Regions from separate parts of the Homo sapiens genome. Here regions 1 and 3 are each linked to region 2. Evidence: chromatin loops called from intact Hi-C (ENCODE). Cell type or tissue: mammary epithelial cell. All regions are shown on one strand. Links, peaks and the distances in the headings refer to the core of each region. The heading gives the core; the rest is flanking DNA.

Region 1 (10,728 bases), core at 1,183-9,182, 1.6 Mb before region 2:
GAGAAAGTTTAAACAGAACATAGGCAATTACCAGAAGACCTGTTCCCTGGGTTCCCTTGGCTGGCTTTCTGGGAGGTGCTGGCATATGAGTCAGTGTGCAATCTTATGACAGGGAGAGAGGTCATCAGAGGCAGGATATTGCTTTTCTTCGGGGAAAAAATAAGGCAGATCAACATAAAGTCTTTTAAACTGTCTCAGTAACTGGAAGGATCTTGAATTTTTAAAACATCTTGAAATACTTTAGAAAGGGTTTCAAGTTATCACAGTTTTGATAGTGCCAAGAGGTTAGTCTAAGTGCCATTACCTTTGAAAGAAACTAAAAAAAAAAAAAACACCAAAAGATAATTTAATCATCAAATGGCAATTTGGTCCAATAAGCAGGAGTAAGGCAGTATCAGCATGAATTTCAAAAACCTGCTAAGAGCTATAAATATAGCCTGCAATATTTTGCAATATCTAAATGTTTGGCCTAATGTTGAACATGCTCCATTGTTCAAACCAGCTGTGTTCTTTCACTCTTTCATTTCTATAAAACTGGGATAAAGGCTGTCAAAGCAAACGCGGCAGCGGCAGCAGCAGACTTTCTTGTTGAAAAGTTCTGTGTACATAGTACATAGCAATCTCAAGATGGAACTTTGAATGTTTCAAACCAGAACAAAATCTTCATCTAATTATAAGTGAACTATATTAAGCACAAAAGGCAATTTCAAATTATACTGAAGAAAGTTACATTTTACTCTTTGCTTTCAAAATGCATTTATCGCAATTTCACAAACTAATTGCAAATTCATTTTGCTTAATTTTCTTAGGTTATTTCTTTTATTGCTTCCAAGTGCTCTGCGTATTTCTGAACCATGAAAACCCATAAGGGAGATTTAGAGGGGCTTTTATTTTTTGTTAATTTGTATTTAAAATTGTAGAATAGGAAATGAATCTTTTTTTTTTCATTTCTTATTCTTGGATTAATGTGGTGACCACTAAACCAGCTCCAGTTATTATAGACACATTCAAAATAGAGGGAAAAATGTTACCAGCGAGGAGCACATTTGAGAGACTGGACTTGGAGAAAGCCATTACAATTTTAGAGACAAACTCAAATGGAATTGTATGTAACTGTCTTCCATTCATACCTATATGATTGCCCACCTTAGTATAAACTTGCCTGGGCTTTTAAACCGAGACAGCTATCCATTTTCTATGAAGGTTGATTACCCACTATGTAGATTAACTATGGCAAATGGTTCATGGAAGACTGGACTATTTTGCTCTGTTTATTGTCATTCTAGTTTGTCTCTCCCAGTTACATGCTTTATCTAGGATAAAACAATTCTAAACTATAAAACGACTGCATTCCAAAGTCAAATACAAGTTGCTACATTAAAAAAACTGGGGGATTAATTTAACCTCCTCTGGTGCCATTGGGTTACTGGTCTCTTGTACCATTTGCAGGGATGGCAGAGAATGGCCAGTGTGCAGTATGTGCGGTTTCGTTTCAGTAGATTCACAGACAGAGCACATTTCTGGTAGGGTTGAATTCGTAGTTCAACATAGATTTTATTCATGGGTGTCTTATGTTAGAGGGAAGTATCAACCCCAATAGAGTCTGCACTCCTCTCTTTGGTGTGTGTTGTGCCTGTGGAGGAAGAAAGCATGGGGCAGGAGGTGTGGCGGTTTGGGGGTATTAGTTCTGTATTTCTTCCCTGCATTGGGGCAAATAAGAGACCTTCTGTAATTGGATTTCTAGGCCCATATGTTTATTATTATTACTTTAATTTCCTGTGGCTAAGTAAATTGTTTATGTGCTTGTTAATTAATTACCCCTGAAAAATAGGAAGTAGATGCGCTTCTTTCCGCACTTTGTAAATTTTAGCAATTTTTGCTTGAGGGGAATGTCATTAAATTGTAATAATAACCTACATTTACATAGCACCTTCAATACTTTCATACTAAACGAACCTAAAATACTTTGAAATTCCCCTGAATAGATGTTAAGAGCTATAGATATCTTTCCTTAAATGTCCTGAAATATCATCTTGCCTATAATTAAAATACAGTCATTCTTAAAATATATCCATGAAAAATGGAAAGTATTATCTGCTTGGTTGGAGCTGGGATTAACCAAGGATTTTAGATCTTAAGTTTAAAGATATAGAGATCTAATTCACAATTACCTTGGTCCTGGGTTGCCACAGTTGCTTGGCTTACCTACTTATGGCCAGCTGGTCTACCTCATATCATAGAAAACACTCTTCTCATTCTTTTTTTTTTTTTTTTTTTAAATAGGGTGACTTGATCCTCCCCCCAACTCTCACCTCAGCTTAGTTGATAGCCAAAATTTATCGCTCTGTTCTTAATGAGCGACTATTGGCTTCTCAGGTTTTTGCTGAAAATATAATCTCAAACTTTCTGTCGCCCAACTCTTACCAAATGCTCACAGCTGAAAGAAATAGTGTAGCTTGAAGGCTTGAAGAACAGAATGGCTTGAAGAGTTTCCATATTGCTCATTTCTCCAGATATTTAAACATTTTCCAATAGGATCAGTTGAGACCACAAGAGAGCTGGATAATTTGAGCATCTTATTTTACCCTCCCAGGAGATTTTTTAAGAATTTTATTTACTACTTTTTCTTCTCAAGAATGATTTTGGACAGCTGTGCAAAACCATTGAGCTGTGCTTTGCTGTTGTGTCATCCTCTAGACTGACAGAAGTTGGGAAGCAAAGTCACATGAAATTTGCTCTATTTGTCTCAGGTGCAGCACACAATGTTCTCTTGATGTGGACCCCGGGGAGACATTCCTCTCTGATCTCAGTACTAGGAAAGGCCTGGTCTCTTGATAGCAACTGTGTTATTTTTATATAATAGACACTATGAATCATGTCATATTTTCCTTTGTTTGGCTGCTCACAAGCTCACAGCCACATTTGTAGCCCACCTCTAGGAGCTGTGCAAACTTTATAGCCTGTATTTCTCTGTGCTAATCTTTCCCCTGGCTTTCTATCGTTTTTATACTCTTTTTTAAATACTCGACCCTCACTGCCTCTTATTATTTTAGCATGATTTACTGTATTTATTTTTGAGTCTATCTCATATCCTTTTCAGAACACAGAGCAGTAGGTATAAATAAGCAAGTAAATAGTAAGAAAAAGTATTCCATGGATCTCCAAGTGTGTCTCGATCACTCCACTTATAGGCGAGACAGAGCACTTTCAGCCAGTGCTGCCAGGCTGTGTGGCATTCACAAACCCTATCCTTGGCCACCTCAGGCTTCAGTCATTGTGGCAAGATGTTTTCTACCCAGCTGTCTAAGAGGAAGAGGTGCTCTGGGGCCAAGTAGGTGAATTCCAATCTTCTCCCTTCCCTGTTGGATACCAAAATTCTTGAGGAACATAATAGGATATTCGGAGTGAATCCAGCTCCATAAATCCTCTAATGAAGAGACCACGAGAAGCTCAGAAATGCTTGGTCTGCATGGCTTATGGCTCAGGCCTTCCAAATGGAAGGCAATCCTCAGGTAGGAGGAAGGAGGCAGAGCCAGGCATTAGATACCCCCATTAGGTTGGTATCTTAAGGGGGTATCCCTTAAGATGGGAGAGTGAGAGGTGGCTTCCTAGTGGAAGAGAGGACTTGGGTGGTTATAACAGTCTCCAAGGACTCTTTAGACATGGTTTAGGCAAAACAATTGCCACCAGGGTTCCTGAGAATGTAGGAGGTCCCAAGAAATGTGGCAGGAAATTTTAGAGGGCAGGGGTCTCAGATAGTTGGAAGCTAGAAGGTTCATCATTTTTAGAACCGCTGAGCTGGAATTCTGTGAAATGATTTTTTTTTTCTCCCTTTCACGCCTGGCAAACATTTAAACCTTTTGAAACCATATAAGTTTATGCAATTGTTTCTTGTTTGGAAGGCGATGCTGCCAAGTTGCAACCATGGAGCCAAAAATTTGCCCTGGCACTGCCCATGTCCTCATTCCTGCCCTGTACTAGGGTTCTGGCAAGAACCTGATTGGGAATTTTCTTTTCTTTCTGGAGTGTGAAAAATGGGAGGTAGCCAAGGTAAACAGAAATGAACTTAGATAAAAGTTGTATTTCCTTACAGTGACTCTGTTCCCAGGTGTGAGGTTTTGTGCATCTTTGAGAACTAACTTTATTGTTAACAATATGGACAAAGAGAAGGACTACACACCATCTCTGACTATCTTATCAGCTTCTGCAAAGGTAAAAGACAGGGCATTTTAGAGATGTAAATTATTTGCTAGAGGTTATGTGGGAAGTAGAGTAACTGGGATTGGGACAATGAGAAACGTTTTGAATTTTCTGAGAAAAGATGATAAGATAATAAAAGCTGATATCAATCTAGAAAGTCTGGCTAGAGCAGAGAATTCCGCTGCCTAAGCTGATCAGGCATGCTTTTCAGCCCTCTTGTGAATTCCAAGTGACAGTGGGGAGAGGAGGCATCTGCTCTCCAAACATGACACAGTCATGGCAGTAATAATGACAGAGCCTGTAGATAACGCTGTGCCAACTGCAGGTCAATGAGAAGCCAGTGCAGGTCTGCAGTCTGCACACCTGGGGCTGGCTGGAGGCCTTTGGCACTGTTTCCTGTTTACATGAGTCAGAACCCAGATATCCTCTGGCTTTCTGCCTGATTTTTGAGTCACCACCAGCTTGGAGGGGCCAAGTGAACTGATCTCTCTGGACTATACTAAGGAGACTCTTGGCTTTGACCATGGTCACAGATCTCTCTGTGCCCAGCCTTCTTCTAGTAGCATCATTCGACTTAACTGTTTATAACAAGATTTCACTTAAACAAGCTCCCCTAGTTACTTGAGATAAACAGCACAGAGGGAGAGAGAGAACCGAGGAGAGTAATAGAAAAATGTGTGCTTTTAGCTGAGACTTTCAGCTACTCATTTTGATTTTCAAAATAGCTCCCATTTCTGAATTCTGAATTTCTGAGAGAAAGATGGCAAATCTAATGATTGCCATTTAGGCTTTCCAGTGGCTCTTCGGTCCTGAAAAATAAGAATTGGAAGGGCAGACACAAGATTGGGGCCAGTCAATTTGGGTTTTTCTCCTCCCCATTATGGCCACTACGCTGGTGTTATTTGGTATGGGTGTGCATGTTCTGCATCCTCATGCCTTGCTTTAAATCCCAGAAAAGGATGGATGAAAAATTCTTCCCTTTGCTCCTGTTGAAATTATTTCAGTACAGAGTAACATAACCTCCTGTTTTAATCTTCCATTTAATTGATATTTGAGTGCCTACTTTAGGTAAGGCACTGTGCTAGGCACACAAACCTTGTGAAGATGAATGGAATGGTTCTTGCCTTAAAATAGCTTTCAATTAACCAAGGAAACTGTAACATATGCTCAACCATCTATAATATTTGGCTTGCTGTGACACACGCATTGGAAAAGTTGGAAGTAAAGCTCTGAGGATGTCCAGAGAAGCCAGAGGACATTTTCATTGAGAGGTGAGAAAATGTTTTCTTAAGACTGTAGCTTTTATGGCTGGGCCTTGAGAGACATATAGAATAGAATTTTACAGTTAGAAAGGAGGAACGAGGTCATTATAGTAACAGCAGTGAGCTACGGCCATGACTGGGTTCAGGAAACAGACACTGGTCCAAGTGTAGGATACATAATATAGTAATCATTAGGTTATCTTTAAAATGATTTGTGGTTTTCACACTTTTGGCCCATATGTTATCTGTTTGATCTTTATAACAACTTCATATGGTTGGCCTATGATTATTGAGGATAAAGTAAATAAATATATTCCTACTTAGCAGGCAGCAGGGAGCCACACAAAGTATTATTCAGGGAGTGGTGAATCTGAGTTGGGTATAATGAGGGCAACTCAGCAGCAAGGATCTTTTGTAGGCTGGACTGAAGTGGGAAAAGTTGGAGGTGGGAAGATCAGTTTCGAAGGTGCAGTGATAGTGTAGGCTGGGAGTGAGAGAACACAAAGGAAGAGATGGGAGAAGACACATTCCCAAGGTTGAATTGCAGGTCAATAGAAAGTGGTTTGAATGACTCAAAAGCTATTTTATGAAATTCTCTGCTCTGACCGTCCCTTAGTTCGAGTTATTTTCTCTTTATTTGTATCCTCAGAGGATTCTGGTAACTTTATTTAGCACTTCTTCCTGTCTCATTTTATTGTTGTTTACATATCTGATACCCGGATTAGGTTATTAGGTTGTAAGCTTCTGGAAGCTAAGGATGATGTTACTTATCTTTGTCTTTCCTCCGGGGAAAGTATATAGCACGGTCACTTGAACATAACTAATGTTTAATAAATGCTTGCAGTATTTAACTCCAGTTTGGCAGTGAAAGACAAAATGAGAGCTTAACGCAGCAGGGTTGCAGGAAAGGGTTTATTTATTTAGTTTCAGAAACAAGTGAGATACAGTGGAAAGAACATGCAAGTTGGAATGAAACTTGGTTTAAATCCTGGCACTACCCATTTATTTCGTACATGACGTCGGCCAAGTTACTTAATGTGTTTAAGCATAATTTCCTCTCATACAAAATGCCAATTATAAAATCGACCTTTTGAGGTTACTGTGAAGACTAAATACAGTATCATGTGCATATTATCTAATACAATATCTGGCACATAGGATATCTTCAACAGTGTTAGTTAAAAGTCCTGTACTGATATAACCCCCTGGCTTGAGTATGTTCCTAGACAAAAGGGGAAAAGAACAAGAGATGGAATTCATAAGAGAAAGGAGAAATAATATAACAAGATTCAATAAGATGGAGTGACGGAGGAAGAAAGACGGATGCTGCTTCCCTTTAAGTGTGTGGGAGGGAGAAAAGGAATCATGAACATTTAAAGAAATTCTGTCAAGTGAAAAAGAAGGGTTCTAGGAACACCAGTCTCAGAAAAGCTGAAAGAAAGATGAACTGCTGGGGTAAGATGTGAGAGGGGATTTAAATGGGGTTGGGTACTGGAAAGTGGGAGACAATATGTGGAGCAGCTGCTATGGAAACTAGGGCAGGAATCAACAAAACCGGAGAAGAATTCTTAGAAGCAGGAAAGGTCAGTGACGCCTGGATGGCATGAGTTTGGAATTTATGCAATTAGCAAAGCATCAAAAAGCATGAGTCCAAAATGTCCCTGGCCAGTTCCATTTATGGAGTTCTTATCAGTGCTGTGCAAGCCATTGAGCTGCACAGATGGGCTCTCAACCAGTGGTGGGGACACAGTAACAAACAGAGCTGGAAATACACACACACACACACACACACACACACACACACACACACACACACACGTATTCTATCAAATCAATATATACATAGACATGTATTCTATCATATCAATATATATGTATTCTGTCAAAGAAGGATATGTTGATATATTCTGCCAAAGAAACAGATTGGCTTACCCAATCTAGTGCTATGTTAAATAAGCTTTTTATTTTATATATGGAAAAGACTTTAGAGATTATATCAACCCAACCTTAGGTGTAAGAACTCAGCGTAAGTGACTTACCAGCAATTATTTTACCAGGAAACAGTGTGGTATGATACTTAGGAGTGTGACCCTGGAATTTGACTTTTGGAGTTTGAATCCCAGTTGTGTGACCTTTGGCAAGTTTCCTAACCTGTATAAAATATATTCAATTATAAAGCATGGATACTAATACCATCATCCTCATAGGATAGTTGTAAGGATTAAATGAAATCATCTTTGTAGCATGCTTAGTCTGATGCCTGAGATGAGATGTCACTGCATAAAAATTATTTAGACTCAGGTATCTTGATTGTTGTTCATGATTCTGTCTTCTACATGGGGCTGCCTTGTTGACTGATAGATTTCCCTGAGGAATGGCTGTGGATAACTGCCATTGGATGCAAGTTTCTTTGGGTACAACTCTTTTCTTTATTAGCCATACTAAATATATTGGGCCCATCTTCCTTATGAATTTACATATTTAACCCTTGACACACCAATTTCTTTTCATTGTTCCTATTGAACTTACACAGTGCCCTCACAATCAGTATGCTCTTGCTTGAAATACTTGTAATGAATTATCTGTATATAGTTTACGAAACTAGCCTCATTTTTTTTACAGCCATACAGTTTTTACAACCACTGACTTTTGAAGATTAATCTCATAACTTTTTTTTTTTTTTTTGAGACAGAGTTTCGCTCTTGTCGCCCAGGCTGGTGCGCAATGGCATGATCTTGGCTCATTGCAACATCTGCCTCTTGGGTTCAAGCAATTTTCCTGCCTCAGCCTCCTAAGTAGCTGAGATTACAGGCGTCTGCCACCATACCTGGCTAATTTTTGTATTTTTAGTAGAGACAGGGTTTCACCATGCTGGCCAGGCTAATCTCAACTTTCTTAATGAGAATTCTGTTAAATAGGGAACACTATTAAGCATATTAAGCATATTTTTTGTACAAGGAAACCAAGGAACAGAGAGGGTCAGTGAGTTTGCTGAGGCCAAACAGTGACAGAAACATGGAGCACAAAGCATGGATTATCCATAACTTGGCCCATTGGTGTGGCTTCTCCTCCCATTATACCCTCAAATCACCACGAGCTTTTCTAGAGACATTTTCTTTGGCCTCATGGTATTGCATATATGCTTGAGATAGACCATAAAGCACCAAACTATCCTTTTTAGAACCCAGAAATCACGATTCCCTTTTTCTACCTCTACCTTCAATTTTTGTGGCAATGGAAAAAGAATTCAAAATCAGGCTGAGCAAGTCCATTTGGGTCTTAGGAAACAAGTCAATTGTTTTTATTTTCTCTACTCCCAAGATACTCTGGGGTTGGTACACAGCAGCCTGGAAAAGAGAAGCATCCATGGGCCATCTCATTTCTGACTCAGTCAGCCAGCTGGGTGTTGAGACTATTTCCATGGCTTCCAATCCGTCAATGCTTGAAAACATTTACTACGGAAAGGATCGCTGGCTCGGGGAAGACATTTGTCTAATTCGGCAACAGTACTTTACACTGCATTTCCAGATTATGCCTCTCCTTGAAAATGATCTATTACAGGAGCAGTTTATAAAATTAAACACTTGTCATTATGCAATGCAAAATTCATGAAGCAACCAAATGTCAGGGATCTACATATTTAAAAGATGGGAGCTTTAGCATTTCTTCCCTGGCAGGGATTCTGAGCAGTAAAAGGCCCAGAGAAAAACATAGCTAATCACAAAGCTGTTTTGGAATGGACCAAACCATTCCTTTTTGGGACTGTTAGTCCAAAGGGACCCTCTTTCTCTGGTGGAAAAATAATTGTCTACTTAATAATTATTTATTGAATATTTGTGTGCCAATCAATGTGCAAAGTACTGGGACAACATCAATGAATAGAAGCAGTGTCCTGGCTCTCATGGAGCCAACATTCTAATGAGAATGAGGTGAGAGAGGTAGGCAATAAACAAGTAAACAAATAAATGACATGAAAAAAAATTTTTTTTTATAATGTTCCCTCCCTACCCACACATCTTTTTTTTCTATTAGAGAAAAAGGATATCTATCATCTCAAACTACAGTAGCCTTTTTTGAATTGCCAGGGACAAGTTACTCATCTGTGAACTGTTAACACGGAGCAATTATGGGGTACAGGGTACCACTCTAGTTACAGACCTGCTGGAATATGATAGGGTAAAAAATAAATTAGCTATCTGCAAGAAACTTTCTTGGAAGAAATACAAAACACACTCTTGATAAAGCTGATGATCATGCTGTTAGAGCCCCCTTGTCCATGTTCTCTCCTATTACTTTGCTACTAGCTTTGGAGGATAGAGGAATAAATACTCATTCCTAGGTAATTTAAGCCCTTGCATAGGGGCCCAATTACCCATCCATTTGAAGCTCATAAAGAATACCCCTGGCCAATTCTCATGCCTCAGCCTCCTGAGTAGCTGGGACTACAAGTATGCGCCACCACATCTGGCTAATTTTGGTACTTTTTATTAGAGACAGGGTTTTGCTATGTTGGCCAGGCCAGTCTCAAACTCCTGGCCTCAAACACCTCAAGTGATCTGCCCACAATGGCCTCCCAAGGTGCTGGGATGTTCTCTCCCATTATTGCTTTTAGCTTTGGAGGATAGAGGAATAAATACTCATGGCCAGGTTTGGGCCTGTGATAGATACAGGAGCATTAGGCAACTTAAGCCCTTGCACAGGGGCCAATTATCCATCCATTTTAAGCTCATAAAGAACATCCGTGGCTACTCAGGAGGCTGAGGAATGAGAATTGCTTGAGCCTGGGAGGCGGAGGTTGCAGTGAGGTGAGATCGCACCACTGCACTCCAGCCTGGGTGACAGAGCAAGACTCTGTCTCAAAAAACAAACAAACACACACAAAAAAACAAAAGAAGACCACTTGCTAGAGGGACCAGTGACTTACGAGTCTACCTCTAATACCTTCTCCATTGAGAACCATATCTACTGGCCATGATTCCTCTTGGGTGTCTGTGCTACCAGTTGAGACCCATGGATATGTTACTGCCTTCTCCTCAGAGCTCTGTTGTCACCTCTCATACCATACTCACCAGTTCACCCCAAAGCAATTCTGTCATGAGATTTACACCTGGCTGCTTTGGCACAGTCATTTTGATGCTAGGAACTTTTTGTCATGGAAACATGGTTTTGACATAATATTTTAGCCTCTGACTTTCAGTGTTTTAAAATACACATTATGTTGACAGTTAAGAGTGTAGTAAAGATCAAGGATATTGATTTTGCATGT
Region 2 (10,728 bases), core at 1,209-9,208:
TGTACCAAAAAATATGACATCTTCAGATAAGGATAACAACCTTATCCTTATCCGTGCCTCTGTTGCTTAGAGAACAGGATGTTCTCCAGTGCTTACACTCAGTGAGCCCAGATGAGCTTCATCTGCCATGAGCTGCTTTTCTGAGTCTTGGGGGACTGGCTTGCCATGGATCCTAGGCTTCTGTTTATTCTTGCTGCCTGTCTGTAAATAATACATCTGCATTCACTGACTTGTGTGAGTGTCCTGTTTCACTGGACTCATGCAGGTGGTAGAGCTACTGGGGCTCTTTCCCTCCTTTCAGCTGTCCTCATAGTGCTGGGGCTACGGCGGCACCTGGGTCTACACTAAGTCCCTGGCAGAATTAAACATCTTCAAACCAGCAGTGAACAAGGATTCCCTTTTCATCCTTGCCAATACTTAACATCTTTTGACTTTTTGATAATAGCCATACTAACAGGTGTGAGACAATACCTCATTTGGGTTTTGATGGGCATTTCCCTGATGATTAGTGATATTGAACATATTTTCATGTACCTGTTGGCCTTTTGTATGTCTTCTTTGGAAAAATGTCTGATCAGGTCATTTGCTCATTTTAAAATCAGGTTTTTTTTTTTTCTATTGAGTTGTATGATGTTCTGTGTATAGTTTGTTCATTATTATTGATGAAGCGAATTCCATTTATCAACATACTGCTATATACTTATCCATTCTATTGCTATTGGTTATTTGGGATGTTTCTAGTTTGTGTCTATTACGAATAGTACTTCTTAGTGAGTTTTTATATATGAGTTTTTTTTCCTGTTGGGTCTGTTTATATCTATAAAGCAAATTGTTGAGTCATAAGATGTATATAATCAGCTTTAGAAAGCCTTACCCAAAGTTTTTATACTGATTATATATACAAATACATATTTCCACTAGCAATGTAAGCAGGTTTCATTTCCACCAAATCAATTCCAATACTTTTATTGTCTCTCCTTTGCATTTTAGCCATTCTGGAGAATATTGAATGTTTTAACTTTTATTTCTCTGATGACTAATGAAGTTGGTGAAATTTGCACATGTTGATTGGCTATGTGGATAGCCTCTGTTGCGACGTGCCTGATCAAGTTATTCATTCATATTTCTATTATGGGTATTTTGTTCATATTTCTATTACTGGTACAGAATACAAAGACCAGATTTGGACTACACGTATACGTCAACTGATTTAGGATTTTGCAGTGTAGTGAGGAGGATGCCCTTTAATAGATGTGGGTGGTGGCACTATAGATTTTGAACTTTTTAAGTGACAAGAGGAAGGAATGTGTCTACTTTGTTCAGCCTGCTTTCTACAGTATTTATGATACTATGAATAAATGAATAAATGGGTTAATAAATAAATAACTCAAATCTCCTTTCGTGATTAACAATGTCTATACTTACTATCCATAGGTGTTACTGGAATTTTTGTTTTTCCACGTACAAGTTCTCCTCATTTACAATGGGGATATGTCTCAAAAAAACCGTCATAAGTTGAAAATGTCATGTGTCAAAAATGCATTTAATACGTTTAACCTATAGAACACCATAGCTTAACCTAGGCTGTCTTAAATATGCTCAGGACACTTACATTAGCCTACCGTTGGACAAATTCATCAATCACAGAGCCTATTTTATAATAAAGTGTTGAATATCTCATGTAATTTATTGAATACTGTACAGAAAATGGAAAACAGAATGGCTGTATGGGTACTCAAAGTACAGTTTCTGTTGAATGCATATCGCTTTTGCACCATTGTAAAGTTGAAAAATTCTAAATTGAACCACTGTAAGTTGGGTACCATCTGAAATGCTAAATTATTAACCTCAAAACTCTGTTGGTTTAATCATAAAGGCTAAATATGTAAGTTTCATAATTTTCAGGGTATTAATGGAAATGATGGTTGTCTTGTTGGAAATAAGTTATATTCTTAGTGAGTTTCTGCAAATGTTATACTCAGTAAGTACAACATTTTAAAAAGAGGAAATTGATTTGCAATTTCTAACCAATGTCTCATCATTTTCATTATCTTTGTTTGTCACACTATACCCTATTAATGATGTGATTTTTTGCCTTATTTGAAATAGAATTTAAAAGAATTCATGGTAGATATTCTGTGAAGTTTAAAAACAGTAAACATCAAATGTTAGTTTCACAAAATCTTAAATCTCTTTAAAACATTGTTATTAGAGGAAGGACTTATAACTTTATATAGACTGTGATATGAATATTATATAACTGTAAAGGCAAATAGTTGATATGTAATAGGGGATATATTTTCTATGATGCTCTTCCTAAAACCAATTAAAAAACCATTCAGTTTTAAAATTAGAATGTGAAAGGTCATGGAAAAAGTGGTTGGATTTATCACTTATACATTATCTAAATGGAACACATTTGTACCAACCTACTGGAACAATTTCATCTGATTTAGCCACTGTTAGCATAGCTTAAAATATAATTCACTAGGAATATGTCTGCAAACCCATTGATTGTAGACATTGTACTATGCACAATATAAAGGTAACAGTAAGTAAAGCTCTTTAGAAGTAAGGTAGCCTTTACAAAGGGGTAGGAGACCATCTCATCAGGATAGCTTAAAACTCACACATTTGTATGAGTCAGGAGAAGCACTGTCCTTCAAAAATGATTGTATTCTTTCCAATTGCCTGAGCTTTGTTCCTCCTGATGTAATCTGGAGATCTGGCAAAGTATAAACATATTTAGAATCTTATTCATTAGAATACTGAACTCATCCATCAGCAGGATTGACAAGGTCTGAGACAAAGAATTTTGCCTGGCACACAACCTGTACTGAGATTTTCCTGTGGCTATAATGTAGCACACCTGACAGATGTGTAAGTCATTTAACCCAGCAGGGTACTCATAAATACCACAGACCGGCACTCAACATGATAGGGATTATTTTTCTTTTGTCTGCCTGAAGTTATATGGCCCATAATCAATACAGGATTGAGGCATAACTAGCTAAAACATAGGGTGTGATATCATTTATATGCAACATTTCTCTTGCTTATAAAGCTTTCAAAATGTCACAGAAGCTGAGATACTTTTTGACACAGGTGAAACATGCAAACCATGCTTCCTTTTTTATGATCCAAACTGGTTTAGAAAAGAAAAGCATCAAAGATGTTATTTGCTTATGGAGTAAAGATAATATGTTACCTGTTTATATTCTTGATAGCTCATTAAAGACATAATGGGCTTTATTAAAACCATGTTAATTTTTAAATAGAACTTGGTGAAGATGAAAAGGAACTGCAAGGACAGTATTTTAAATTCTCAATAACAATGTGTCTGAACCAGAAAAAGAAAGGAAGAAATGAATATACATATGTAGTTTTTCAAATTATACTATATGTCCTAAGGGAAGGAGATAGATGCTATTAATTTAAATGTCATGTTTGCATGAGAATGAAACACAGCGATTTTAAATTTGGCTTTATTAAAGTTTCTTTTTTAGGTCAAGTTTATCATTTGGTAAATAGCAATTGGAGCAACAGCTCATTGATAAAATTTATTTAGGTCATTTGAGAAGAGGTAACAATTGGGGGGCGGGGGGCACACAGTGCTTTCAAAATAGCATTTTATTACATTTACAAATTATTACATAATCAAAATCTTCTTGCAGTCTGCAACTATGTAGGGAGTTTAGAAATAGAAAAATTAACAATACCTTAAAGGAACATATAAATACCACAGTTGCACCATGGTGCTCCCCTGGCATAAATAACACTTATTTTAGAAGCTGTTTTTGTAAGCATGGATTTCTGAGAAAAAGATTCCAGTTTTGTTTTACATAGGTCATGGCTTTTAAAAGTTTGCTTTAGGTTTCAGTGATTTGCTGGGTGCACCTGTATATGCAGATGCAGAAATTGTTTCATCTTGGAAAATAACTATAGTTTAGCACTTTTGTGTCAAAATAAGTCTGTGGAAGTTAATGAAAACATTATTTCAGGCTATGCCTAAACACAAAGAATAGTTAGGAATTCTGAAAAACAAACACATATCAGAAAGGTTGAAATACTCAAACAATTTCCTTTTCCAATGTTTTGTTTATGTCTGCTGCTAGTTATAGTATGCTAACTGCTTTCCTTTCACTGACATTCTAACTCCTATATTTCCAGGCTAACGACCTTTGATTTTTGGTCAATTGATGATGGTATTTTTTTGCAAGATTTTTCTTAGCTAATTTCGGAATTAGACATTTTGCCATGTTAGCTACTTTGGAAAGGAACTTCTTAAGTCCATTGTGATCTCTATGTGTATATCTGTGGCTTTGTTTTCATTTTAAACAAAATTATATAGAAAGGGAGTGGTCATAGCCAAGAAATGATTTAAATAGGACTTACAACGTAGATGCTGAGTGTATACTAGTCCCCTCAAGTGGGAAGATTTTTCCTTCAAGTTTAAACTCAATTTCCATTTCTTTGGGAAAGCCTTACCTGGCCTTGCTGAGTAGGTCAAGTTCTCCTGTGATGTGCTTTCAAAGTACCATGTAACACTGCTTTTTAGTGACTGTTGCCATTGGCAGTTTCACATTTATTTTTGGCTCTTTGATTAATATTAATATCTGTCTATCCTACTACACACCAAGCCCCAGAATTATAAGAATTGTATGTTTTCTCATTCTTATATCCTTGGAGTCCAGCACGTGATGGTGATCCAATAAATGCTTGAAGAATGAATGCACATTATATAACACTACTCTACAATATTGATACAATTTCATAATGTTTAAGTATAATTTTGAAACATTCTTAAAACAGACACTACTGTTCTGGCTTTTTGCTTTGTATTATGTGATTTTGGCAGATCAATCAATAAATGCCTACTCTGGAATCATTTGAGAGATATATCCAGAAGTTGGATATAGGTTGGAGGACTTGGCTTAGATGTGTGGCCATCGCAGGGTTACTGATTTCTCACCCTCACACAGTTAACCTCACCCCTCAGTCACAGTCAGGCTCCTGCTTTGGACCAAAGAGGAGTAAAAATTATTTCCCATCAATGGATACCTGAGAAATAGCAAACACCTCAAAGGGGAAAATGCTGAGAAAAGATTTAGAGATGAGTCAAAGTATCTTGAAGACAGGTGAAACAAATGGAATGAGAACATTAAGCCTTAGTAGGCATTTATTGTCTTTTAACCTAGAGAATAAAAAACAAGGAAAGAAGAGAAACTCTCAATTCCTGACCTATCTCTTTGTGTTCAGCCATGAAATAAGAAAATTAAACTATTTGTGAATTAAAAAAATACATCTAGAAAAATAAAACAAACGTTTCTGAACTTTGATATCTGAGTCTTAAAAGTTTCTGACACAGTCTTTACTCTTTTGGTATTACAGCAGATAACCAGTATGTTCCCCATTTTCAACCATCTTCTTCCATGATATTAATGTGAAAATCATAAGCAAGCACCATATACATATAAATACTTTAAATCTGTTTTGTCATTTTATCTGGGAGGCAGTAGAGTGTAGATATTAAGAACAGTGTAGTGTAGAGATTAAGAACTGGGTTAAAAGATGCAATGTATATGACGTGTTTAATAGTACACTGCCTGATAAAATGGTAGATGTTCTATAAAATGCTGGTCACTTTTCTCATTATGATTGTTGCCATAGTAGAATGGAATGTCCCATTGTCCAGTTTACTCAAGCACTGCTCTCAATGCTGGGGTTTTCCTTCTATGACACTTCTACCCTTCTGTATGTTAAAGACCTCCAGATTAATTTTGGGAAACTTAGAATATTCCGGGCCTTCAAAAAAGAGTGCACATGAATACCCAGGAAGTCTGCACTGAGCTCAGAAAATTCTCATGAAGGGACCTGATGACCAGAGGCCCACACCCCTCTGTGAGGAGAGGTACAGCCAGCATGTCTTCTCTGTCTGAGTAAATGTTACTCTGAGTAATGTTTCTTGCTGTTGGCTTAGCTTCCATGCGGCTCCCAGAGTGTTTGTGCATCTGCGCATGCTGACCTCACTTCTCTCCACCTACTCATCTCAGATTCAGCTCCCTTTTCTCCCACCTTTGATGTCCAATAAGGCCATACCTTATTCACCAACTCTCCATCCCTCCCACATCAATACAGGTGACTCACCTTGATTTCTCAAGGGGGTGTGGGTGGAATGATCTAATTCTTCTTCCAGTCTCTTTCCATATTTATTACTTTGGCTGTGAAAACCTTCTTCTTTTTTTAAAAATAATACTCTAAAACGTCTGTTCTACAAGTAAAAAATAAAAGAAACCAAACAGTGATTATATTTTGATCTTTTTTGTTTTGTTTTTGCACTATAAAATTCTATTTCTCTCTAACACAATAGTGAAACTCTTTACCTACGGGGGTGGGAGGGGATTCACATATAAGGAATTCAGAAAAAGAAAATAACATGGATTAATATTCCAATTTACTAGTTTGCTACATTATTATTATTAAATGCCACCTTAACACTATCAAATAAACACTATCACTCTCATTTATTGACACAAAACTAACACAGTGACAATGCAAATATCTTGTTCACAGCAACAGCCCAAACAAAGACCAGGAGCTCTGACGCCAAAGCTCACAGTGTAGTGCTTCTTCAAAAAGACCATGTTCCCTCTTGCCTCAGGAAGTTTGCATGCCCTGCTTTCTTTGTCCAATGCCTGGCTAAATTGTACCATAATGGTTTCATGCTGTGTATCACAGGGTTTGCACAGGGTGATCCATCAAAAAGTGGGAAGAAAATATGCAGTTCTTATTTATACATTTCTATCTATGAAGTAAGAATGAGTAAAACGTTATAAATGTTTACTCTGACTAAGTACTGATGCCCTTGAGGGATTTTGAAAAAGAAAGGAAGTTCCACAATGGGGAAAGGGCATGGCAGAAGCCTCTTTCTTGTTAGCACTGTGCAGAGCAATGTTTGTAGCTTATGCATGCCAAGTTAAGTGGGTTTATGGGTTATACTCTTATTCTAAATAAATTGATCCTTACAAAATGGGGAAAGGTCATAAAGGGTTTTCTAAATAGAAACTGTAAACTGAAGACAATTTAATACTATTATTGCAAGAACAAGCAAGTGACAAAAAAGAACGAAACTGACATATCAACTATTGTATGAGCTTTGTTTTCTAGTCACACAAAACACAGACAATTAGACAATATATTGGCCAGGAAACTAGAAGTTCTCAAAAAGATTAGAATAAGTTGTTACATATAATATTTATTTAAGTTACAATTTGTCTTTTCACATTCTGTGTTTTAAGATATGGGAAAATGGTGTCATTTAGTATGGAAAAATAAGGCAGGTGTGAATATCTGTATTCACTTCCAACCAACTGATAATTTGGTTTATGAATGCCGTTCCTATATTATTACCTGCAGAATGATCACATGTGTATTTGTCACTTTTTTGGTCCTGATTATATATATATATATATATAGTATTCTTAACAATTAACCTCACTATTTGTGTGTAATTTGTGTTTTATTATCCATTAATTGTTGATGGTAATGCATGTATATAATTCATAAATGCATATTTTTTATAGATGGGGTACATGAGGTTCATGATAAAAAGTTACTAATCCTTAATAATCATTTAGGATTCAGCTTGGACATTATAGGCATACCTCTGACATACTGTGTGTTCCATTCCAGACTACCAAATATAAAGCAAGAGAAATGGGGGAATAGCCCTTTGGTGGGACGGTCAGAACACACACAACATTTATCAATTAATTCACGATCTTTTATGGGTGTGGTTTATGGCACCCCAATACAATTAAAATGTTAATATCAAAGATCCTCAGATTACAGATTACCAAAATGGATATAATGACAATAAATTTTTTTGAAATATTGCAAAAATTACTAAAATATGACACAGACAGGAAGTGAGCACATGCTGATGGAAAAATGGTGTCAATAGACGTGCTAGAAGCAGGGTTGCCACAAACCTTTAATTTGTAAACCGTGTGAAAGGCAGTAAAGTGAAGTGCAGTAAAACAAAGCATGGCTGTATTTTTTTTTCTATTGTAATATTTTTGCAGAATCTACAAGAATTGACTCTTTTGCAGCTTCCTCTCCACCAAGTCTGTGATGGCAGGGACAGTGTCTTACTCATATTTGAATTCTCACGATAGAGCAATGTGTCTGACAAACAGAAGTCATGTGAGGAGACTAATAAAGACGTATTCACCACAAACTACCAAAGACTTAGCTGATATCATAAAATTGAACTCGGGCACATCTAGGCATAGCTCTCTGCTTTCAAGTTGTCCTTTAAAGCCCGGGCAGGCACTTTCCTCTGCTCCCCATGGTGTCCCTGCATGCGTCTTTTTGGTTGGGCTTCCCAGTCGACTCAATATTCAGCATATTGAGTAATTTCTCCAGTCACTTCTGCCTGTGGCTTCTGTAAAATAGCAAAAATTAGCAAGAAATTTTTGTGACTCATACTCAGCAATGGGTCTAGCTCCAACTCTCATTGCCTTATTCTACTTTAGTCCTTCCTCTTCTTAAGCAGGTCACGACATGGATAACTGATTGATGAGAGATAAGTGAGTAATAGTAAGTGTTAGAGGGAGAAAGTGGACTCTCAAACTTTCTCTAAGGAGCACTTATTACCTCCTTTAACTGTAATGATCCCATGTGGAATGACAGTAATAGTCGCAAGCAGCCACGTGTGCTGGAGGTAAAGGGTTACCTTATAACACTAGAGAGAATAAGGCTAATGGCAAACTCTAGGATGAAACTGTTATAAGAATCCAGGTTGTGCTAAAGGTGTCCCATAACAAAGTAGAGTCAGTAGAATTGCAGGGATGTAGATGAATTTGAGGAATATGAAGGAGGTAGAAAGTAAGGATTTGAGTCCTGGATGATCTCATGTTTCTGGCTTGGACAGTTGCATGCTTGGTGATGCCATTCATTAAGAAAGTTATCATTTAATAGTATTCATTGTGTATACGTAGCACATTTTCTTTATCCATATACAAAGTAGACAAAATACAGTCATCCCTCGGTATCCATGGGGGATTGATTCCAGGAACCCCTGTGGACACCAGAATCCACAGACGCTCAAGTTTCTTATATAAATTGGCTTAGTATTTGCATATAACCTATGCAAAGCCTCCCATATATTTTAAATCATCATTAGATTATTTATAATGCCAAACACCATCTAAAAGCTATGTAAATTGTTATCCTGTATTGTTTAGGGAATGATGACAAGGAAAGAAGATTGTACATGTTCAGTACAGATGTAACAATATGTATATACACATATATATTTTTTCCAAATATTTTGGTCTGTGGATTACTAATTGCATGAATGGGGAACTCACAGATATGGAAGGCTGACTGTACTGCATGATCGCATGTGTATGCAGAATCTGAAATAGGGAAATTCATAGAAACACAGAGTAGAATGGTGCTTACTAGGGTCTAGAGGCAAGAGAAGGGTTGAGGGGATGGGATTGAGGTGATGTTGGTCAAAGGATACAAAATTCCAGTAGACAGGAGGAATAAGTTCTAGAGATCTATTGTACAACATGGTGACTATAGCTAATAGCAAATGTCTTATATATTTGAAAAATGATAATGGTAGATTTTAAGCATTCTCACTACAAAAAATAAGCATGTGAAGTAATTATAGTTTGATTTAGCCATTCCACAAAGTATACATATATAACACCATGTTGTACATTATAATTTTATGGAATTTTCTTTATTAATGTAAAAAATAGAAAAAGAATCACTGACGAAAGAGGAACATGTTTTCAGGGTAAAGAGGATAAATGCGTGGTAAAACAAACAAACAGACAGACAGACAAAACCCCCCAAAAAACACAGTCCCTTTATTGGTTCCATTCTGAATCTGGTCTCCACATTCAATCGGGCAATGAAATTTGACCAATAGCCTTTTTATATTTTCGTGGGGAGGCCTAGATCACATTCTTCATGATGACACTCTAAAACATTCACTGCACTCCTCAAGCCTGTGTTGGAAAACTCGCCATCCTGCTCTCCCTACTTGTAGGATCATCCCAGAGACAAGCTGCTCCTCTACTGCTCAAAGAAATTAGAGGTAATCGGCCACACGCAGTGGCTCACGCCTATAATCCCAGCACTTTGGGAGGCCGAGGCAGGTGGATCACGAAGTCAGAAGATCAAGACCACCCTGGCTAACCCGGTGAAACCCCGTCTCTACTAAAAATAAAAACAATTAGCCGGGCATGGTGGCGGGCGCCTGTAGTCCCAGCTACTCGGGAGGCCGAGGCAGGAGAATGGCGTGAACCCGGGAGGAGGAGCTTGCAGTGAGCCGAGATGGCGCCACTGCACTCCAGCCTGGGCTACAGAGCGAGACTCCACCTCAAAAAAAAAAAAAAAAAAAAAAAAAAAAAAAAAAAAAGTAATCAGGCAGAGTCCGCCACCCCCTCTTCCCTTTCTGTCATCCCCACTGCCAATCATTCCCCATTCTGTCTGTTTCTCGATTATCTTTGGAGTCTCTCCACTTTCCTTTTATTTCCCCACTGTCGCTACCGAGTCCAGATTGTTAGAGGCTTTTACCTTGATTTTTGCAGCAGCCTGGTATGGTTCTCTAGTTTCCTCTCATTGCTCTCTCCATTCTATCCTCCACTTTGAAACCAAAGTGATATTTCAAAATTGCAAATCTAATTATATCACCCCTTTGCTTCA
Region 3 (10,728 bases), core at 1,320-9,319, 89 kb before region 2:
ACTAAAAATAGAAAAAATTAGCCTGGAGTGGCGGAACGCGCCTGTAGTCCCAGCTACTCGGTAGGCTTAGGCAGGAGAATCACTTGAACCCGGGAGGTGGAGGTTGCGGTGAGCCAAGATTGCACCACTGCACTCCAGCCTGGGCAACAGAGTGAGACTCTGTCTCAAAAAAAAAAAAAAAAAAGTATCTGTCTTAATGAACCCTCACCAAATTTTAAATTTTCTTTTGCCAGTTTAAAAGGAGAAATATAATACCTATAACTAGCTTTAATGTACTTTTCTTTATGTACCAGCAAGATTGAAAGAAGTTTCTACAAATATTTATTACATTTTAAATTTCATCTTTTATGATCTTTCTGTTGTCTTTTGTGCATTGCTTATTTGAATTTTTGTGCTATTTTTATTAATTTTAAGGGCTTTTCTAGATAAAAATATTAACCGTTTGTCATCTGGCTCAAATATCTTTTATAGTTTTTATTGGTCTTTTTAGCCTATTTACAATATTTAGTTATACACAAATGTAAGTTTTATGCATATTCAGATATTGAAAATGTAATGAGCTTGAAACTTAAAACCTGGGTTTGAATCTATCACTTTGTGTCTATGTGAACTTGAGTAAATTATTAAACCTCTGTACCTTATTTTTATTTGATATAAGATGGGGTTAATAATGCTAATTCTCTCATAATGTTTTCTGAGGATAAAATGCATTAAATTTATAAGGAATATAGTTTGAAGTGTACCAGGCAAATGGTAAGCCCAAAATTAAGATTGAACATTTTTATTATTGTTTACAGTATTCAAATTTACAAATGCAAAATGATTTTTATTACTTTAATATTAGTATTTTACATATCTAAAATGAGTTAAATACTAAGTAAAGTTTTATTAACTAAATATCAAATATAGCTAAGAATTTTGTATACCTAGTTTTTTAAATTATATAAATGATTAACTTGAGTATTCTGAGGAAAAATACTATTATGTCTTATTCATGTACTTAATACTAGTTTTATTCATTCAAGAGATATTTGTTGAACTTTTACTACATGCCAGAAACTGTAGTTGAACAAGATAGCGAACAAATGGATGAAAACCTTTGCTTTTCTGCAATTGACGGAGAAACCATAACAAAATACGTTAGTATCATGAAAAATATAATAGAGAAGAATAAAGGAGATAAGAAGTGCAAAAAAAGTGCTTGCAATTTCAAATATGTTAGCCAGGGGAGATCACTGAGTGTATTAGTTTTCTGTTGGTGCCTAACAAATTACTACACATTTAAGGCTTAAAACAACATAAATTTATTTTTTTTTCCAGTTTCTGTGGGTCAGATCAAGAGTCTAGACACAAACTACCTGGGTCCTTTGCTCAAAGACTTACAAAACTGAAATGAAGGTATTGACTGTGCTCTGGTTCTCATCTGGAATTCAGGTTGTTGATGGAATTTAGATCCTTGTGGTTGTAGGACTGTGGCCTCTGTTTTCTTGCTGCCTCTCAACTAAGGTCACTCTCAGCTCCTATAGGACAGATCCATCCATCATAATCTGAATAATCACCCTTTTGATTAGCTAAAGAAAGGAGTGTTGGTGATCAATTGCATCAAATGTTGCTGATAGGCCAAGTAAAATGAGAAGAGAAGATTGACTGGATTTAGCAATACGAAGGTCATTGGTAATCATGAGGAGAACAGATTTGTTAGAATGGTGGAGGTAACAGCCTCTTGGGTGATGATTAAAAATGAATGGGAAGAAAAATTTGAGATAGTGTATAGACAGTTTATTGAGCAGGTTTGTGGAAAGGGAAGCAAGAGAAGAAACATTAGCTAGAGAGGAGGTGGAGCCAAGAGAGGGTTTTTTTAATGGGAGAAAAGTATGTTTAATTGCTGATGGAAATGATACAGTAGAGAGGTAAAAGTAAAATCTGATGGCATAGGAGAGAAGGGGTAGAATTGCTGGAGGAAGTGAGATGGGATCAAGTGACCAAGTGAGATGGTTGGACTTAGGTGGGAGTACTGATAATCATCTTTCATTCCAGGGGGACAGCAAAGTACATGGATTCTGTAGGTTGTGGGTATTCTCTTCTGATTACTTCAGTTTTCTCAATGGACTAGGAAGCGAGCTAAAACTGAGCATGATAATGGAAGTGCTTGAAATATGAGTAGGAAAGATTAGGCATGAAAACGCCATCAAGAAGAGTGGGAGAGTAAAAGACCAGGCAAATTTAATATGATTGCCAGACAGTGTTATGGACATACATGAAATGCATGCTCATGAATGTAAATGAAACCAGTTTACATGCTGTGTGTTTTCCTAAGTCATGTTAGTTTCAGGGCCTTCAGAACTAGCAAGACAGAAAGTAATATGTAACCAGGGTTGTGATTCAGACAAATGACTCTGAACAAGACAGGTAAGGGAATTGGGGATGCAAAAAGGAGTCACTGCAATGATTGGTCATGGAATTTAAGGTAAAAAGGGGGGAAAAAGGAGAGAAGGGGGAGAGAAAAGTGAAAAGCATAAATTGAAGACCTACCAAGCACTATGGTAAATTATTAGAATAAAGTAATACAAGCTTTTCTTTAAAACTGGCTTTCTGATGACTCTAAGGCTGTGCTGTATAGAGAGGTCAAGTGATCCTGAGCTTTAGCTCCTCATGAGCTGCAGGTAACTCCCATCACAATGACTTATTTTGACAAACTCAAAGCACTTTCATAGCTCCTATCCCTTGGTACACTTATGAAGAAAGCAAGGGCAGGAACTAATATCTTTGCTTTTTATATAGATGTAACATCTTTATTTTATATCTAGATATGCATAAAGAGAGGATCCCTGGACACAGTTTTTAATTTAATTTAATTTAATTTAATTTTATTTTATTTTATTTTATTTTATTTTATTTTTGAGATGGAGTCTTGCTCCGTCGCCAGGCTGGAGTGCAGTGGCATGATCTCAGCTCACTGCAATCTCCACCTCCTGGGTTCAAGTGATTCTCCTGCCTCAGCCTCCTGAGTAGCTGGGACTACAGGCGCATGCCACCACACCCAGCTAATTTTTGTATTTTTAGTAGAGATGGGGTTTCACCATGTTGGCCAGGATGGTCTTGATCTCTTGTACTGTGATCCACCCACCTCAGCCTCCCAAAGTGCTGGGATTACAGGCGTGAGCCACTGCGCCCGGCTGACACAGTTCTATAATATACAGAGGTGAAATTATTGCTAACTCAAATCACTGTTTCTCTGTGTGACTGCTTTCAGCTTCCTTAGTTCTAGTCCTCAGCAACTCATGCTGCCCTATGGTTGTTCCACATTCCCCACTGCAATCTTCTTCTCAGGATTTTAGTCAGCAGCCATGCACTGTAATTTTCTCTTTTCCCAGGCTTCCTTCATTGAAAACTTCCTGTGAAGTTCTCAGTTCTATTGAGTAACCCATTAACCACTTTGGTAAACGAATTCCAACTTGACCTAAGTTCTTAATCTTGTTATCTGTCTTAGAGTGGTAGTTTTCAGTATGCTCTTCCCTCAACCCACAGTAAGAAACACACATCATGACCTAGGCCACAAATACATGTATCTACATACACACATACACAGCTGAAACAAAAAATTTTCCAAAATACCCTTATTACTTGTGATACACTCTGATAGTTTCTATTCTATTATATTCTATTTAAAAATTTACTGGTTGAGACTCACTAAGCTATTTACCAACTACTAATGGTTGATGGACTGCAGTTTGACAATAAAAGGGGCTTTTGATGCTTATAATGCAGGTAGGCTATAATCATGGCTCATAACACATTTAAGTATTTTACAAAATAACTCCTAATTGAGACCTGATAGGATATGTGTATTTTAGTAGCTGAAAAGAGCTGGAAGTTAGCAGTTAGTAGAAAGACTATAGAACTTCAAAAGACCCAAATCCTATACTTCATTCTAATACTTAATAACTTTGACATTGGTTTCTTATTCTACCCTCTCTCATGTTCTGTCTATCTAAAATGGAGTTCAAAACACCTGCTACGTGTAACCCTGAAATTTATTCTCAAGAGCAAGTGAACTGTAAGTAATGGAGGTTTATAAATAGCAAATGTAAGACTCTCTAATTTTATTTCTGGATTGGGTTTATGTTGGAACTCTGAAAGTCAGGCAAACCCTCCAAAGATAAGAATATTCCCTGTCACCAACTGCTTTGATTGATCTTAAGTTGCCATATATTATTCAAATATGTTGAATTATTTGAATATTATATTGTTTCTTATGTATTCAAATAAAATTTATCATTTATCAGAAAAATATTTTAAAGTTAAAAAATTATCTACTTGATATGATATGGTGTATAAAGCTTTTTATGCACTTTAACAGAAAATGAGTCATGGTTTTTTATTAGGTTTTGAGATAAATCCACACACCAACCTGGAAGGCATAGTTCTAATACAGCTGCTGTACATTTTCTTCACAGCTTATTTGTAATGTCTTTAGTCATTGTTAGGTCTGTTAGTCAGAAGTTTCACATCTATAATGAGACTCACTTGTGGTCATCATTTTTAGTAATTATTTAAAAAAATGTTGACATACAATTTTGTGTGTTGAAATTCAGTTCTATTCACAGATTTCTCCTTCTGTTCTTCTGCAAATCAACATGGATAATCTCAAAATAACAGTGCCTCTCTACACTCTAAGGATTTAGGTTGTGTCATCATATTAATATTTTGCCCTTTTACTATTTCCATTAATTAATTTAGCCCTTTAACTTTTACTGATCAATGTGGACCAAATTTTAATTGCAACATTGCTATGAAATAATACCAAATTAAAGCTGATAGTGTCATGCTGTGAGCTAGTGAGAGATATTAACATTTTTGAACATGATAAGTTGATTTAAAACCAGATGGACTTGTAACCAACTTCAGAATAGTGTTCAAAATCTAGTTGTGAAGAATTTTGAATATTACATTAATGGTTCAAGTTTGGGGTGTCTGATAAAATGCTGGTGGCTTGGAAACATGTAGCTTTACATTATCTCTATCCCATTATACTGTTATTAGAAAGTTAAAACATGCAATGATGTAAAGAAGGAATTCAGTAGTGTATCTGATGAATATCTATTAATTCCCATAACGGATTTAAATATTAACTTTAATATAGACTGTGCAATATGGTTGATTATTTACTCATTAACTAAACATTTAATCATTATCTACTCTGTACAAGATACTACACGAGGTGATGAAGACAGAGTGTTGAATAAAATTTAGTTCCTACTCCAATGGGACTCACAGTCTGGTGGAGGAGATGAACACACAGTCATATGTATAGCATAAAATCAGTGCCACACTGGAGGTATGTACTGGGTGGGTTCTATGGAAGTACAGAAGAAAGCCACTTAAGTCTTCAGATTGTTTCATGGAAGAAATGTCATTAAATCTCTGTCTTCAAAAATTATCTTAAAAATTTATCGATATTGTACATGAAAACATAATAATAAATAATTTAGAAGAGCTTACGATAAAAATAACAGAACTGTTTCTCTTCAACAGCTGTTTGGATTCCCGGCTGTGAACTCTTTTAAATACCTTTTTAAAATTTTCTTTCTTTTTTTTTTTTTTTTTTGAGACAGGGTCTCACTCTATCATCCAGCTTGGAGTGCAGTGGTGCGATCACAGCTCACTGCAGCCTCGACCTCATGGCTCAACTGATCCTCCTACCTCAGCCTCCTGATTAGCTGGCACCACAGGTGCAGCCCACCATACCTGGCTGATTAAAAAAAAATTGTTGAGATAGGGTTTTGCCATGTTGCCCAGGCTAGAGTTTTAAATACTTCGTTTGCATTTCTTTTTGTGATTCCTTCATGATACTAATTATATTATACTTATTATGGGTGGTTTAGAGTTATTTATCATTTCATTACTTCCACAGGTTACTTTTGTGATAATAGTAATACCCTAACACATTATGAGATATTATCATCCCCACTCTTTCATCCACCTTTTACCTCCCTTAGTTCCCACCATTTATTAGCTAACCTAGTTTTATTTTATTAAGACTATTATAATTTGTACTTTGAAATTAAACAGCAACCAAATCTCTCACCCTTTCTCCATGAATTAAGTCTGGAAATTTACATTTTTATGACTATGCTGAGTCATGCATTGTGCTATGACAGAATACATTCTCTTTTCTCACTATCAATTGCTTAAAACCATGCCAGAGATTTAATTTTTTTCCATTTGTATCGTAGCCTTTTACACAACTTTCTTCCTTTATTTTCTTTAGGTTAGCCATCAACTTTTCTTTCTTTCTGTCTCTGTCTTTTTTGGCTTCACTATATTAGCACATTATTGTTTTAAAGAGGTAACATGTCTTTATTGCGTTTTTCACACATTCTCCCAGTGATTCTCAAATGGGGAGGTCTTTTCTCACATGCCTTCCTCCTGACACCATCAATCCTTCCTGCCATACAGGAATATCCTGCATTGCTTTCCTGGGTGTGACCCACACTTTTTTCCTGTCTCTCCTCTTCTTTCTTCTCTTTATTTTCTTCTTTTTTTTCTTGTTTCGTTTCTTATTTTTCTTTATTTTCTTTAATTTCTTTATTTATTTTCTTTAAAAGGTATGTGGTAAATACATACCATATTACCAAATGCTTTTATTCTGGTGTGTATGTGTGTGTGTATGTGTGTGTATCTGTATGCGTGTGATTGAACTGTGTATATCATTTTTAAGTCAAAAATATTTTCTCAAAAACTGTAAGGTTTTGGTCTATTTTCTTAGCATTCAGTGTTGGTGATAAGTTTAAACTAATCCTTTCTCTCTCTCTCTTTTTTTTAATAGAACCTGGGTCTCACTCTGTCCCCTAGGCTGGAATGCAGTGGTGTGATCATGGCCCACTGCAGCCTTGAACTCCTGGACCCAAGCAATCCTCCCATCTCAGCCTCCCAAGTAGCTGGAACTACAGGTGTAAGCCACACCTGGATAACTCATTTATTTTTAGATAACCTGTTTTTAATATTGGAAGCTTTTATGATTATCTCTGGGTAGGGGTCTTTACATTCCACTTGGCATTTTTCACTTTAAATTCTCATGTCTTTCAACTTGGAAGAATTTGATTCTATCAGTTCTCTGTTGATTTCTTCTACTCCATTTTCTGTATTCACGTTGTTTTTGGGTTTCTATTACTCAGATATGGGGCGTCCATACCACTTCTATAGGTCTTTTATCTGTTCCCTCATGCTTTCTGACTCTGCATTTCTGCTTTACACTGTAACAGAGTTCTCTATTTTATTTTCTAGATCTTTACTGTTAATTCCGTTTAGTAGTTTGTTCTGCATTTTCCAGTTGTTAGAAATCTGTTATTATTCCTCATTTTTTGAAAACTTCTTTCCTACATTCTTCTTAGTTACGTATTAATTCTATTTTTGTGCATTTATGTTCTTATTTTAGTGCTGTCTCAGGAGAGATAAGATGTATCGCTAAGACCTAGTATGAATTTGAGTCAGAACTATAAGCAGCAACAGGTTGTTTTAGGGTTAAAGTAACAAACTAGAAACAGTAGGGCCACAATTTGCTTTTTTTTTTTTTTTTTTTTTTGATGGAGTCTCAAATCTCGCTCTGTCACTCAGGCTGGAGTACAGTGGTGCTATCTCAGCTCATTGCAACCTCTGCCTCCTGGGTTCAAGCGATTCTCCTGCTTAGCCCCCCAGGGTAGCTAGGAGTACAGGCACACGCTACCATGACCAGCTAATTTTTAATTTTTGGATTTTTGGATTTTTAGTAGAGATGGGGTTTCACCATGTTGTCCAGGCTGGTCTTGAACTCATGTCCTCAAGTGATCTACCCTCCTTGGTCTCCCAAACTGTTGGGATTACAGGCGTGAGCCACTGTGTCTAGCCTGCTGAGATAATTTCTAGGTGTCATATCATGGAGGGTCTTGTAGATACACTCTACTAAGGACACTGGACTTTTATCTTAGAGGCACTGAATGTTCTAATTGTGAAAATAGTATGATCTTGTAAAGAAGGTATATTTAAAGACTAGAGGCCAGGAGGACAGTTAGAAGCCTGTTGAAAGAATTTATGTTAGTGATAAAGATCTGATCCAAAGCAGAAAGATCAGAGAGAAGATGAGGCAAAAATAATAGAGATACTACAGAATAAATTTCCAAAATTGAGTAAAAATATGAAGACAGGAAATGCTAAGAACGCCAAATAGGATAAAGGCAGAGAAAACCACATGTAGTCACATCACAATAAAACTTCCAAAAACCAAAGATGAAAAAAAGCAACCTTAAAAACAGCCAACAGATAATCAAACAATATATATTACCTTCAAAGGAGCAATTAAAGGCAAAATAAGAGTGTTACCTTTCTTCTCAAAATTAGTAATGAAATCCAGAAAATAATAGAATGATAATCCTAAAAAAGCTAAAATAAAATACGGGACAGCTTATAATTAAAGCCTAGTCTCTCTCTACTTTTGCCTAATGTACTATGTCCCTGTTCATTAAGGCAATATTTCGTCTTAATGAAATGTCCCTGTTCATTAAGAAAATATAAGAAAATACTTTATTCTCTTATAATTTTGTGGAGCTGATGTTCATAAAATGCATCATTTAAATAGTTAATTTTGTAAGATGATGGGCTTGGCAGAGTAACTGAGATTTAAATCCTTGCTGTTTAATCTGTTCTAATTGGTTAAGGGTAATGCCCAATTTAGAAGCAAAAAGTAAAATTGCAGATTTGTTTTTAACTCCCTTCAGTTCTGAAGTTTAATAGTTTCAAAAACATCTCCTTTATTATACTTACCCTAAGAAAGTTGACTCAGATTAATTGTGGCAATATTTGATAAACATAATAATGCCAATATTAGATGAAATGAAAATAATTGTGAATAGAAGGCTGTGTGTAATAAGGGGATTATAAAGACGTAGGTTCAGAGCAGACCTTTATTTATTTACTTAATAGGTGAGTACTGGTTCTGTTGCCTAGTAGAGTGCAGTGGCTATTCACAGGCATGACCATGGCGCACTACAGTCGCACTCCCAAATACTGGGACTACAGATGGGCACCACCACACCCAGCTGTAGAGTGGATCTTTTTTTTCTTTTTTTTTCTTTTTTTTTTTTTTCCCCGAGACGGATTCTCACTCTGTCGCCCACGCTGGAGTGCAGTGGCGCGATCTCCACTCACTGCCAGCTCCGTCTTCCGGGTTCACGCCATTCTCCTGCCTCAGCCTTGTGAGTAGCTGGGACTACAGGCGCCCGCCACCACGCCCAGCTAACATTTTGCATTTTTAGTAGAGATGGGGTTTCACCGTGTTAGCCAGGATGGTCTCGATCTTCTGACCTCGTGATCCTCCTGCCTTGGCCTCCCAAAGTACTGGGATTACAGGTGTGAGCTACCGCGCCCGGCCAAGTGGATCTTTGTAAGAACTGTGGGATAGCAAATATAGAATTAGGGCTGTGCAATTTTATGTCCAGATAGACTATTATGAAAATAAAATTGACCTCCATGAGCTCTGGAGTTAGATTTCCTGTGTAAAAACTCCAGCTCTTCAATTTACCAGCTGTGTGACCTTGGACAAGTTTCTTAATGAATCTGCATTTCACTTTCTGCATCTGTAAAACCTTTTCAAGATTGTGGCATAAATTTGTAAGCATACTTCAAATGTTAAGCCTTTATTATAATAATGAAAATTTGGCAAAACAAAGCTGATGCATTCATAGTAATTGTGTAATGTATTTATTAATATTTTATTGGATTCTGGTATTTGGCTTAGGCAAAGGAAGTATCTGAAAATATTTACGTTTTATGTAATGTTAAAAGAATGAAAAGAAAAACAAAAAAAATTATCAATATATGCTAAGAATTTTGTTGACAGTCCACATATATAATTTTCTTAACCCTAAAATGAATTTATAATGTAGGTGTTATTTTTTGTTATTTTACAGACGGGAAAACTGGCTTAGAGATGTTAAATATCCTGGATTATTGTCAGTTTAACAAAATAATTTCGGCTATCAAAGATCAAGTGGGATAAATTTCAGAGGAAGAAACTGAGCTCCTTGCGTAAGTCCTAGAAAAAACATAAAAGGTGGTTAACTGCCTCCATATAAAGCTGATTTTTTAAAAAGCTCTCATTTTAGGTTTAGGGGTACATATATGGAGTTGTTATACAGATAAATTGTGTGTCATGGGGGTTTGGTGTACAGATTATTTCATCACCCTGGTAATAAGCATAGGACCCGATAGGTAGTTTTCTGACCTTCTTCCTCCTCTCACCTCACCCTCAAGTAGGCACTGGTGTCTGCTGTTCTCTTCTTTGTGTCCATGTATACTCAATGTTTAGCTAATTCTAGCCTGTAAATTTAATCACAAATCTCCTGTTAACAATGCTGTGTTGCTTCCTTCTTTGGCTATTTCAACTATCTGCTGATTTCTTTTCTTTTTACTACTATTTCATTTGCAGTGGAGCCAACCAATCCTAACAAAATTGAATAGTAGATAAATTATACCATTTCATCTGAAGAAATACCTGTCTCATTTTTACTTTTTCTCTCACTCTATCCTCTACTAAAAACTGTTTTCAGATAAACTTCTGAAACCAATCATTTATAACTGGATATAAATTCAAATTATTTTTACTTCTCAGAATATTATCTCAAGCTAACTTGAATTGGGTAATAAAAGACATTTTACTCTATTAAAGAAAAGCTAGGCATTTCCTGAAATATC

What was found. Hi-C counts contacts between places; a loop is a spot of excess contacts. Peaks named below come from ENCODE experiments on the same cell type or tissue, not always from the same donor. Only the 100,000 strongest peaks of a DNase experiment are listed, where the experiment ranks them.
Region 1: it touches region 2 in a loop (6-fold over the local background); 3 of 110 quality-filtered maps call a loop at or near these places.
Region 3: a loop joins it to region 2, with 2.8 times the contacts of the local background. A loop is called at or near these places in 2 of 110 quality-filtered maps.

The regions. Positions count from the first base shown.
Region 1 is chr14:30,217,416-30,228,143 of GRCh38, reverse strand. No RefSeq gene overlaps it. Among named protein-coding and RNA genes, the nearest start is that of PRKD1, 290 kb to the right of the region's middle. In mammary epithelial cell, for the core only: no CTCF peak of the experiment used is centred there; a DNase peak (open chromatin) is centred at 4,603.
Region 2 is chr14:28,649,048-28,659,775 of GRCh38, reverse strand. No RefSeq gene overlaps it. Among named protein-coding and RNA genes, the nearest start is that of LINC02300, 41 kb to the right of the region's middle. In mammary epithelial cell, for the core only: no CTCF peak of the experiment used is centred there; DNase peaks (open chromatin) are centred at 6,075, 6,785 and 8,485; H3K27ac peaks cover 3,639 bases.
Region 3 is chr14:28,738,061-28,748,788 of GRCh38, reverse strand. It overlaps FOXG1-AS1 (FOXG1 antisense RNA 1), which reads left to right. Exons shown (of 7, transcript NR_125758.1): 3 at 6,830-6,955; 4 at 9,945-10,062. Among named protein-coding and RNA genes, the nearest start is that of FOXG1-AS1, 22 kb to the left of the region's middle. In mammary epithelial cell, for the core only: no CTCF peak of the experiment used is centred there; a DNase peak (open chromatin) is centred at 4,458; H3K27ac peaks cover 1,937 bases.